2 separate regions of the Homo sapiens genome follow, and region 2 is linked to region 1. Evidence: read pairs that join two places in POLR2A ChIA-PET (ENCODE). Cell type or tissue: HepG2. All regions are shown on one strand. Links, peaks and the distances in the headings refer to the core of each region. The heading gives the core; the rest is flanking DNA. Region 1 overlaps ABCC5 (ATP binding cassette subfamily C member 5). Region 2 has its middle 26 kb from the start of MIR4448.

What was found. ChIA-PET counts read pairs that join two places held together with the same protein. Peaks named below come from ENCODE experiments on the same cell type or tissue, not always from the same donor. Only the 100,000 strongest peaks of a DNase experiment are listed, where the experiment ranks them.
Region 2: POLR2A ChIA-PET joins it to region 1 with 11 read pairs; 4 of 35 experiments call an interaction of 5 or more read pairs at or near these places.

What each region holds. Positions count from the first base shown.
Region 1 is chr3:183,985,709-183,991,081 of GRCh38, reverse strand. ABCC5 (ATP binding cassette subfamily C member 5) reads left to right here. Exons shown (of 30, transcript NM_005688.4): 3 at 1,699-1,856; 4 at 2,355-2,510; 5 at 3,165-3,312. Among named protein-coding and RNA genes, the nearest start is that of ABCC5-AS1, 18 kb to the left of the region's middle. RefSeq lists an enhancer at 509-1,009. In HepG2, for the core only: no CTCF peak of the experiment used is centred there; a DNase peak (open chromatin) is centred at 2,651.
Region 2 is chr3:183,910,009-183,915,381 of GRCh38, reverse strand. No RefSeq gene overlaps it. Among named protein-coding and RNA genes, the nearest start is that of MIR4448, 26 kb to the right of the region's middle. In HepG2, for the core only: no CTCF peak of the experiment used is centred there; DNase peaks (open chromatin) are centred at 2,021 and 3,131; H3K4me3 peaks cover 747 bases.

The sequences.
Region 1 (5,373 bases), core at 187-5,186:
GAGCTCAACCGATCCTTCCAAAGTGTCAGGATTACAGGCGCGAGCCACCATGCCCAGCTGAGATCTGTTTTTTACTGTTTCACAATAATTGCTGGAAATATTTGTAATAATGTGACTTTCACTGCTAAGACAGAAAAGGAAGATAAGGAAATTGAGGAAAATGAAGCTTCTGCTTCTACAACAGGAAAGCATAAACGTTTGAGTTACTTTTAGAGTAAACGGGGGATAAGTGTGTCTAGATTCTTGACCCACCCTCTTCTGCCACAGTCAGACTTAGAATGCACTTTTGCATGCACTTTTGTTAATCTAATGAACGAACATTTATACACTTTCTAGTTAGTAAATACGTGTAACTTTATATTTCAGCTCATGAGATCCTTTGCTGCGTGCTGCAGGGAAGTGTAGAGCTCTTCAGCTGTGCAGCCAGGATAAGAACTCACGTTCTGTTCTCCCTGCTGCTGCTGTGACAGGGGAGGCACGTGTACATCCAGGCTCTTTCTGTGTGGCAGGGCTGTTTAATTGGGGCTGATGGAAATTTTTGTCATAGGAAATGGGCAATCAGATTTTCAGTTAGTAGTGAAATAATTGACTCTCAATCCATATTGGGAAACAGAAGATAAAACATTTGGTAATAAAAATGTAAATTTTAGAACATAGAACACAAAGAGTGGTCCATAAGCTGGGCGCGGCAGCTCACACCTATAATCCCAACACTTTGGGAGGCTGAGGTGGGCGGATCACGAGGTCAAGAGATCAAGACCATCCTGGCCAACATGGTGAAACCCCGTGTCTACTAAAAATACAAAAATTAGCTGGGCATGGTGGTGCACGCCTGTAACCCCCCTACTCGGAGGCTGAGACATGAGAATTGCTTGAACCGGGGAGGCTGAGATTGCAGTGATCCAAGATCATGCCACTGCACTCCGGCCTGGGCAACAGAGCGAGACTCCATCTCAAAAATAAAATAAAATAAAAACAGGGCCGGGCGCGGTGGCTCATGCCTGTAATCCCAGCACTTTGGGAGGCCAAGGCAGGTGGATCATGAGGTCAGGAGTTCGAAACCAGCCTGACCAACATGGTGAAACCCCACCTCTACTAAAAATACAAAAATTAGCCAGGCATGGTGGCACATCCCTGTAATCCCAGCTACTCAGGAGGCTGAGGCAGGAGAATTGCTTGAACCCGGGAGGTGGAGGTTGCAATGAGCCGAGATTGCGCCACTGCACTCCAGCCTGGGTGACAGAGGGAGACTCTATCTCAAAAAAACCCAAAAAAACAAAGAGCGGACCCTAATGTAACCTATGGACTTCAGTTAATAATGAATCTGTATTGGCTCATCAATTGTAACAAAGGTACCACACTAATGGAAGATGTTAATAATAGGAAAAACAGATGAGGAGGACGGGAGAGGTACAGAGGTATATGGGAGCATTCTGTACTATCTGATTAGTTTTTCTGTAAAACCTAAAGATGCTAAAAAAAAAAAAAAGAAAACTGTTTAAAATTTTTAAATATCTAGCTTAATGTTCCCCAATGGGTTCAAATCATACAAAGTTAGTGTTTAACCTCCTGACCCTTGCTTGGAATTTCTCAGTTAAGATGAGTCCAGTTTGCAGTTTGAGCTGTTTCATCAGTTCCGTTTGCCTCTCGCCTGTGTATTAACTGTGCTCTTGCCTTTCTCCCTATCTGCTGGAACAGTTGGAATGCCAAGATGCCTTGGAAACAGCAGCCCGAGCCGAGGGCCTCTCTCTTGATGCCTCCATGCATTCTCAGCTCAGAATCCTGGATGAGGAGCATCCCAAGGGAAAGTACCATCATGGCTTGAGTGCTCTGAAGCCCATCCGGACTACTTCCAAGTAAGATGCCGTGCTGAGTGATGACAGTGAAGCATCAAAGGCCTTTTTTTTTTTTTTTTTTTTTTTTTGAGATGGAGTCTTGCTCTGTCGCCAGTGGCATGATCTCGGCTCACTGCAACCTCCGCCTCCTGGGTTCAAGTGATTCTCCTGCCTCTCAGCCTCCTGAGTAGCTGGGACTACAGGCGTGCACCACCACCAAGCCCAGCTAATTTTTTTGTATTTTTAGTAGAGACGGGGTTACACCATATTGGCCAGGATAGTCTCAATCTCCTGACCTCATGATCTGCCCGCCTCGGCCTCCCAAAGTGCTGGGATTACAGGTGTGAGCCACCGCGCCCGGCCCATCAAAGCCGTTTTAGAACATTCAGGCTAAGATTAGATCATCTGGGGAGACTGGTCTTTAGCTAAGAGCTGTGTTCACTAAACAGTGTCCATTAAACACGGGCTGCCCTCTCCGTGCGTGTTGATAGCTTTGTGATTTCGGTTTTCTCTCCTTAGACACCAGCACCCAGTGGACAATGCTGGGCTTTTTTCCTGTATGACTTTTTCGTGGCTTTCTTCTCTGGCCCGTGTGGCCCACAAGAAGGGGGAGCTCTCAATGGAAGACGTGTGGTCTCTGTCCAAGCACGAGTCTTCTGACGTGAACTGCAGAAGGTAGGCGCCTCTGGTCCACCCTCATCTCCCCCATGCCGGGTGGGCAGGGCCTGAGCTAGGAGTGTGAAGTCCACAGCTCTGTGTCTTTAAAGAGCCGAGCTGTCCAGTGGAGGGCGGGCGGCCTGGGGATGACTTTCTCTTTGCTCTTTTGCTTTATCTCCTATTTCACCTTTGATCCTGTTTTAACCACGGGCTTTCTCTCTCTCTCTCAGCCCCGCTTCTCTTCCTGAGTCTGCAGGGAGATTATGTTGCTGCCTTGTGACAGAATACATTTTTGTGGTAGCTGATTGTCATGATTAAAATGTAGTTTACAACTTTACATTTTACCACAGGAACCTTCAGAAAGGGTTGGGGGCCCCTGAAAAAGAAAGTTCTTATTCACAAATTGCATTCAGGGATCATTTTCCTGGGTGGAAAGAAAGGCTTTTGCTCTCATCATTTTCTGTATCCTGGGAGGCTCCTTATACAGGGTAAATGTGTAGTTCCCTAGGAAGGGTATTTTTTCCCAGAAGGTGAAGACTATGTACATAATTTTAAAGGAGAGACTTGTGTGAGTGGTGGCAAAACCTGGAGACAAAAAGTGGTGGCAGGCGGGGAGCTAGGTGTGCCTTTCCCCCGAGGAGATGTGTAACGAGGACGTGTGCCCTTGTTAAGACTAGAGAGACTGTGGCAAGAAGAGCTGAATGAAGTTGGGCCAGACGCTGCTTCCCTGCGAAGGGTTGTGTGGATCTTCTGCCGCACCAGGCTCATCCTGTCCATCGTGTGCCTGATGATCACGCAGCTGGCTGGCTTCAGTGGACCAGTAAGTTCTAACCATCCTTTCCGACAGTCTCCAGGGGCCCGGCCACGGCCAGCTCTAACACTCTTATTCTGTTGCAGAGGTTGTGCTCAGCTTTGGGCTAGGTAGCAGTCTTAGAGATGCCTTCAGGTCTGTTGAAAGGGGTCGATGGATTTTGGCAACAGCTGGAAGGATGAAAGGGCAGTGTTGCCAGAGAAGAAATGGAACTGGCTTGATTTCTGGGTGGGGGTGAAATGGAACTGACTCCAGTTCTGCACAGGACTGTGCTTCTCGGTTGTGTGTTAACATGAACTGACAGTCGGTGCAGGCAGATGTGTCTTGCAGTGCTATGAGTGGGTGAGAGCACGTTGTGTGGCCCGGGCTGGTGAGCCAGCACCGGGAACATACCAAGTGCCTGGAGGCAGTTATCACATGTTTGGCAGGTCTGTGGCAAATAAGCCCTGAGAAAACTAGAGGACTGTCGAGGATTTTAGAGTCTGACCTGGAGTCCGTTTAAGTTTGGCTTATAGTGTGACTGTGTGGCAAGTGTTGGGGTGGCAGCCGTGGTTTTCCCCAGTCTGTACTGATGCAGAGTAGACAAGAGAGCCTTTGACGTTCACTCTGTTTCCTGGGCACCTGTTTCTTACACCTGCTGTGCTGCCTTACACTTGAGACCTTGATTAAATCTATTCTCTACACATTTGCCTTGAGGCATCGGAGCAGTAGTACTGCTTGTACTGTGCGTTTTCCATATGTGGGTAAGCTGGAGGTTCATGGTTTTGGTAAGTATGTGCCTAAGATGCATGGCAATTAGGTAAAACTAATTTGCAGTTTTGTTTTTGTTTTTATTTTTTTAACGTTTGATGCCTCTTGTTAAAGTTTTGATCTCTTTTCTGAAGCAGAGAACACTACTTTTCTGGTATTGGGTTTCTATATTATTAATAATTGACCAACTAACATACTTTATATAAAAGTTTTAAGTAAGAAGGACCATGTAACTGAAATGTTGTGTTATGTAATTTACCAAAATGGCAAACATTTTCATAGAGCCAGCTTCCCCCAAGAAGAGCTTCTGTCATTGTTTCACTACAGGGCTGGTGGCTGCTCTGATCTCATAGAATTCATTCCTCTGGGTAGCACCATATGCAGGCTTTGCGAATAAAGTGATCATGGGCTTTCTTGATTCCATTTGGCCAATGCAAGAACTTCATTGGCTCCCCTCTAAAAAAAATTCCATGGATTGCTGGGATTTTTATTTTTTATTTTTTGAAAAAAATGGTACCTATCCGTATTCAGCTTGGTGGCTTCACAGTCCCTCCCCTGAACATCCGTATATTCCTTATTCTCTCATTTATGGTGCAGAACACTGGGGTACTAACCTCTAGGAAACTGTTCTAGCTGCCAGGGAAAGCTAAGAGCCCTCCTTTAACAGGAAAGCAGCAGCATGCTTTTTCTTCTCTCTGCCGTTTCAGGGAAGAGCACCTTAAGGCCAGTGTTATTTCATGGGATTCTGCCCTAGAGCTGAGAAAGTAATGGACTCATCCATAATCTCTTTTATAGATTTGAAAGTGTAAACAATACACACTTCCTTTTTTGGAACTCCAATTCTAATATGTTTCTTTTTCATTGGAAATTGAAAAACCAGGCTGGTTTTGAGATTAGTACTAGCAGTGAGTAAACCTCCTGTCTGTGGACTTAAATCCTTTTGAGGAACATTTCGTTTTAGATTTTTACAAGTTTTCTAATCTGGCACGACTTTCAAACTAGCTTAATCTGTTCTTACAGAAACCTGTGTAAGGACAGACTGCCCACATACGGGCTCCCCAAATAAAATGGCATTTTTATTTCTTGTCCCTGCTCGGGTTTCACCGAACCTTGGTAGCCATAATCAGAACAAATGAAACACAGTCAAGTTGTTGTGTTCTGTTTGTTTTTACCTGCCAGCCAGCTGATGCTGACATTTATACACCAAGATGATCCAAGGTTTTGGTGACGCCGGTGGGGACTGCCGCTATATGTGCAGGGTGCCCGGGGGTCATAGTAATGTTAATGGAGTACCAGAATCTCTAACAGTGTGGTCCTGTG
Region 2 (5,373 bases), core at 250-5,249, 76 kb after region 1:
GTGGTCCCTGAGTCTGCCCCTCCTTCAGTTAGAGGATCCTGGGTCTCCCAGCCCTCCCCAGAAATAGCTCCTGTCCTTTGGGGCCTTCACATAATGTCTAGAGGCAGGCAAGCCCCCTGTATTTGTTCCCATTCACTCCCATGGGCACTGGGACACATTGGACAAGTTAAACACAACCGCAAGGAATGGAATTCTCCTTCTGTGTTCAGGTGCATGGAGGTAACTGGAGGGGGGTCTCTTCTGCCTAGTTCTCATTCCTTCCACCTCTAGTGGTCTCTGTAGCTCCTTATTTTTATCTCCTCCCTTTCCTAGTCAGGGAGAAGTAGGGGGTGGGCCTACCTTGCTGGAGTGGGGGTGTGGGGCGGAGCAACTTCCAGGCACTGAGTGTGGAGTGGGTACTGGGTTTGGGTCGCTCTAGAAGGGGAAAGGGGTGTTCTTTTGTTCTGAGATCTATCCACAGGAGGGGGTGTTGCGGGATCTACAGTGAGGGTCAGTCTGCTATGGGAAACGGCCCCTGCCTGGGCACAGGCCCATGGCTAAAGCTGTTGATCCAGCATTCCTTAACCACTGTTTCTCCAAGGGCCATGGAAGGGGCTCTCCCCTGGATGGGGTCTGCAGACAGACAAGGGAGGAGAAGAAAGAATACACCAGCTCTGAGGCCCTGGGGCAGCCTCAGGCGGGAAGCACACGCCAGGCCCGGGGGCAGCCTGAGCCACACGGAGGCCTCTGAGGCCAGGCCGGAACCTTTGGAAGTGTGACTAGCTCTGCTTCCTCGTGTGTGTGTTCTCTTAGCCTATAGGAACCTTCCTTGTGAGAATGCCAGCCTGTCACAGCTGGGAGGCAGCTGTGGAAAGAGAACACTGAATTTGGAGACTGAAGGCCTGGGTAGAATTGTGGCCGCCCTCCCACTTCCTTGAGCAAATCACTACACCTGCTGAGCCTTGCCTTCATCTGTGAGGGGATGAAGCCTTCACATAATAGCCTTCACCGTGCTGTAGAGGGGATAGATTTAGAAATTTGGTGTGGAAATACCTCATATAGGGAAGGGGCGCAGCCGCGTCATCTGTCATCTTAGTTGAATTGTTTTTGTTTTGTTTTGAGACGAAGTCTCGCTCTGTCACCCAGGCTGGAGTGCAGTGGTGTGATCTCGGCTCACTGCAACCTCCGCCTACCAGGTTCAAGCGATTCTCCTGCCTCAGCCTCCCGAGTAGCTGGGATTACAGGCACCCATCACACCTAGCTAATTTTTGTGTTTTCAGTAGAGATGGGGTTTCACCATGTTGGCCAGGCTGGTCTCGAACTCCTGATCTCGGGTGATCCACCCACCTCAGCCTCCCAAAGTGTTGGGATTACAGGTGTGAGCCACTGCGACCTGCCTGAGTTGTTCTTAGAGGAGCAGAGGCTGAGTGTTGTCCATTCTTGGCCTAGAAGTCAAACAAGGAAACAGAGAGGCCTGTGGTCTGGGGGGCAGGCATGGCTGGAATCATAAGGATATCACTGAGGGGGAAGGTGCAACTTGGACAGGGGCTGCCACAGGGTCAGCCACTCTGCATGGGAACTCCTGTAAGGGGGACCGTGTGGCCCACCTCCACCTGCTCACTGAGGAGGCCGCAGCTCACAATCAGACACGGAGGGCCTTGGCTGGGCGCAGGAGGGGCCGGTCACCCAGGGCCTCCGCTCCAAATCTGTGTTCCTGTGACCTGCCACCCTGGAATCTGATCGCACCCTGGCCCGTTGTGCTGGGTAGTCTCTGTTCCCAGTACCGTGTCCCAGCCTTAGCTGCCAGCATGCTGTCACCCTTGGGCACAGAGGGAGGGTAGGAAGTTTGTCAAAGTTCAACACACTTGGAAATGTTGAGCAGGCAAATCTCCTTTTGGGATGATAAACTTTAAGAAACAGCTACAGGCCGGGTGCGGTGGCTCACGCCTGTAAACCCAAAGAAAGTTGAGAACTGGCGCCTGCCCTTGAACTGCTCATGCTGTGTAATCAAGGCGGGGCGAACACAGTGATAACAGGGCAAGTCTCAGCCCAGAACAAAGCAAGGGCCACTGTGGGAGACGGTTGGTGTGTTTGGAGGTAGTAGAGATTGGCGGAGTAGCTAGTGAAGCTTTCAGAGGCCTGCAGTCTCTTCAGCAGTATTTTGAGGAGGGAGGAACGTGATTTGTTGGAAACAGAAGGCAGGGGTTTGTGGAAATTGCAGCAGTATTACTATCTGCACAAGCATAGTACAAATAGCACTTCCATAGCACAATCCATAGCACTTTCACACCAGCTCAGCTTATCCCCCAGCAGCCCTGTGGGGTAAGCACTGTTATCATCACATCAACCTGAGATAAGGTAGGTAGAAATTCTAGAGATGGAGATGCAGGGGTGAGGTGCTCTGAGCAGAGGGAACTGCAGACGCTTGTTAACAACCTCTCCAAACAGGTAGGGGCTCCAGGCCTCTGATATCTCTGTCCCTTGACTTTTAAAAAATTTAGTAAAATAGATGCAACATAAATTTTAGCATTTTAACCATTTTTAAATGAACAGTTCAGTGGGATTAAGTACATTCACATCATTGTGCTATCATCGTGACCATCCATTTCCAGAACACTTTTTCATCTTTCCAGACTGAAACTCTGTACCCACTGAACACTGTCCCTTGACTCTCTAAGCCTCAAGTGGAAATGGGTCTCTGTCATGACTGGCATTATGCCTATGGATTCCCTAACACATCTTTGCAAACACTCTTTTTTTTTTTTTTTTTTTTGAGATGGAGTCTCGCTCTATCACCCAGGCGGGAGTGCAGTGCTGCGATCTCAGCTCACTGCAACCTCTGCCTCCCAGGATCAAGCGATTCTCCTGCCTCAGCCTCCTGAGTAGATGGGATTACAGGCACACACCACCACACCTGGCTAATTTTTTGTATTTTTAGTAGAGACGGAGTTTCACCATGTTGGTCAGGCTGGTCTCGATCACCTGACCTCGTGATCTACCCACCTCTACCTCCCAAAGTGCTGAGATTACAGGTGTGAGCCACTGCGCCAGGCCTGCAAACAGTCTCTTAATTAAACTATCCTCAATGTACCCCACTGGACTGTGACATCATTCTCTTGCTGGGCATTGGTACAGTAGCTCTATGATGCAATTTGCTAAAATGATCTTATCTCCATTGTACAAATAAGAAGCTGAGGCAAGAGGAAGCTAAATAATTGCCCAAGGTCACAAAACCAGTAAGAGATAGATCTGGGATTTAAACTCCAGCAGTCTGGTTCCAAGATAGTTGAAACCTAAGAGAAGGCTACATAGTTGAATATGGTGGTGCCGCTGTAGTCCCAGAGACTCAGGAGGCTGTGGCAGGAGGATTGGTTGAGCCCAGGAATTTGAGGTTACAGTGAGCTATGATCATGCCACTGCACTGCAGCCTGGGTGACACAGTGAGACACTGTTGAAAGAAAGAAAGAAAGAATGAGAGAGAGAGAGAGAAAGAGAGGGAGAAAGAAAAAGAAAAGAGAGAAAGAAAAAGGAAGAAAGAAAGAAGGAAAGAAAGAACGAAAGAAAGAAAAAGAACGAACAAACGAATGGGAGAGAGAGAGACAGAAAGAGAGAAGGAGAGAAAGAAAGAAAACAAAGGAGAAAGAAAGAGGCCAGGCATGGTGGCTCACACCTGTAATCCCAGCACTTTGGGAGGCTGAGGTGGGCGGATCAGGAGTTCAAAACCAGCCTGGCCAACATGGTGAAACTCCATGTCTATTAAAACTACAAAAATTAGCTGGGCGTGGTGGTGGGCGCCAGTAATCCCAGCACTTGGTACTCGGGAGGCTGAGGCAGGAGAAAGAACCGAGAGAGAGAGAGAGGAGAGAGAGAGAGAGAGAGAGAGAAGGCAGAGGGGCAAGGGGAGAGAGAGACAGAGAGAAGGCTACAGAGAAACATGGGGATTCAGCACAAGCTGAAGAGACCTCAGGAAGGCTGCTGCACATCTGGGCGGAGGAGAGCAGGAGTAGGAGCCCAGCCTCAGGCGTGTTGAGATGGAAGAGCATGTCCTGATGGGAGACACTGCCACTGCTAGCGGCTGCCTGCCCCTTGTCCCTCCCTGAGCTGAGCCATGCAGTCAGCTGACCCTGCCATGAAGAGGCTGTGAGGAGCCTCACCAGGGATGAGCTCCGAGGGCCAGAGGTGAGGATGATGCTGATATAGGAGTGAAGGTGTCTCAACCTGTCCCGGGCCACAGCCTTGCCACCCTGGTGAGTGGCATGGCCCGGGTGTGACTGATGTGACCAAATGGATTTACTCCACTGGGGAAGGGCTCCTGGGTTTGCCTCCCTCCACAGCACTGCCTGGGAGCACCAGCATAAAAGCAAGGCCAGGCGCCTGGAAGAGCGGGGAGAGAGTGGTGGCCACAGTGTGTCAGAGCCTTGGGACCGAGAAGCAAAAGTGAGGAGAGGAGACACAGGACCAGGGAGATGCTCTCCCTGCTCAGTGGGCTGGCTTTACTGGCCATCTCCTTCCTGCTCCTGAAACTTGGCACCTTCTGCTGGGACAGGAGCTGTCTTCCTCCTGGCCCACTCCCCTTCCCCATCCTTGGAAACCTGTGGCAGCTATGCTTTCAGCTGCACCCAGAGACACTGCTCCAGGTAGGAAGCCTGTGCTCAAGCTGGAGGCCCTAAAGGGGTGGACAGATGAACCCCTCTTCTCTCTCAGACCAGCGGCACTGGAGACAGAAAGAAGGAACAGAGGTCAGACACGTGTGGGGTGAATCCTGGTCTTACCATTCATTAGCTGGGAGGCTTTGAGCCTCAGTTTCCTCGCCTGTCAAATGCAGGGTGGGAGGGGGATTGCAGAAATTGTGGACTTCGTGCAGAATCTAAGAAGTCTAATCTAAGAAATTCTGAGTGCAGGAGAAGTCCACTGCCAATGGAACAGGGTGGCGAAAACCACTGAACAGAGCTCAACTCCAGGAGAGCACTGTGTGTGGCTGGAAGAAGTTTTCTGAAAAGCCACTTGAGATGGGAGTTGGGGGGAATGGGACCCCCACAAGGGCACATTCAAGTGACGTTACTCAAGGAATCTGTGCACAAAGCCACCACCAGGGTAGCTGGAGCCTCAGCTGAAGGGCGCTGTTGGATTGAGTGGGTGGGACTGGGGTGCTGCTGAGAATGATTGTGGGCAGGACACTGTCTTTCCTAAGGCCATGTTCAGCCCTCTTCTTATTCACACTCAACACATTTTTAAAAAATATCTGGTTGGCGCTATCAGACAATTATGATCCTCAGGCTTCCCACGCAGTGGAAAGAGCACTGTACTGGGAGTCAGGAGACCTGGGTTCTAGGTCTTCATCTTTTACTGTCTTTTTTGGCCTGTTTTTTTGGGGGTTTTGTTTATTGTTTTGTT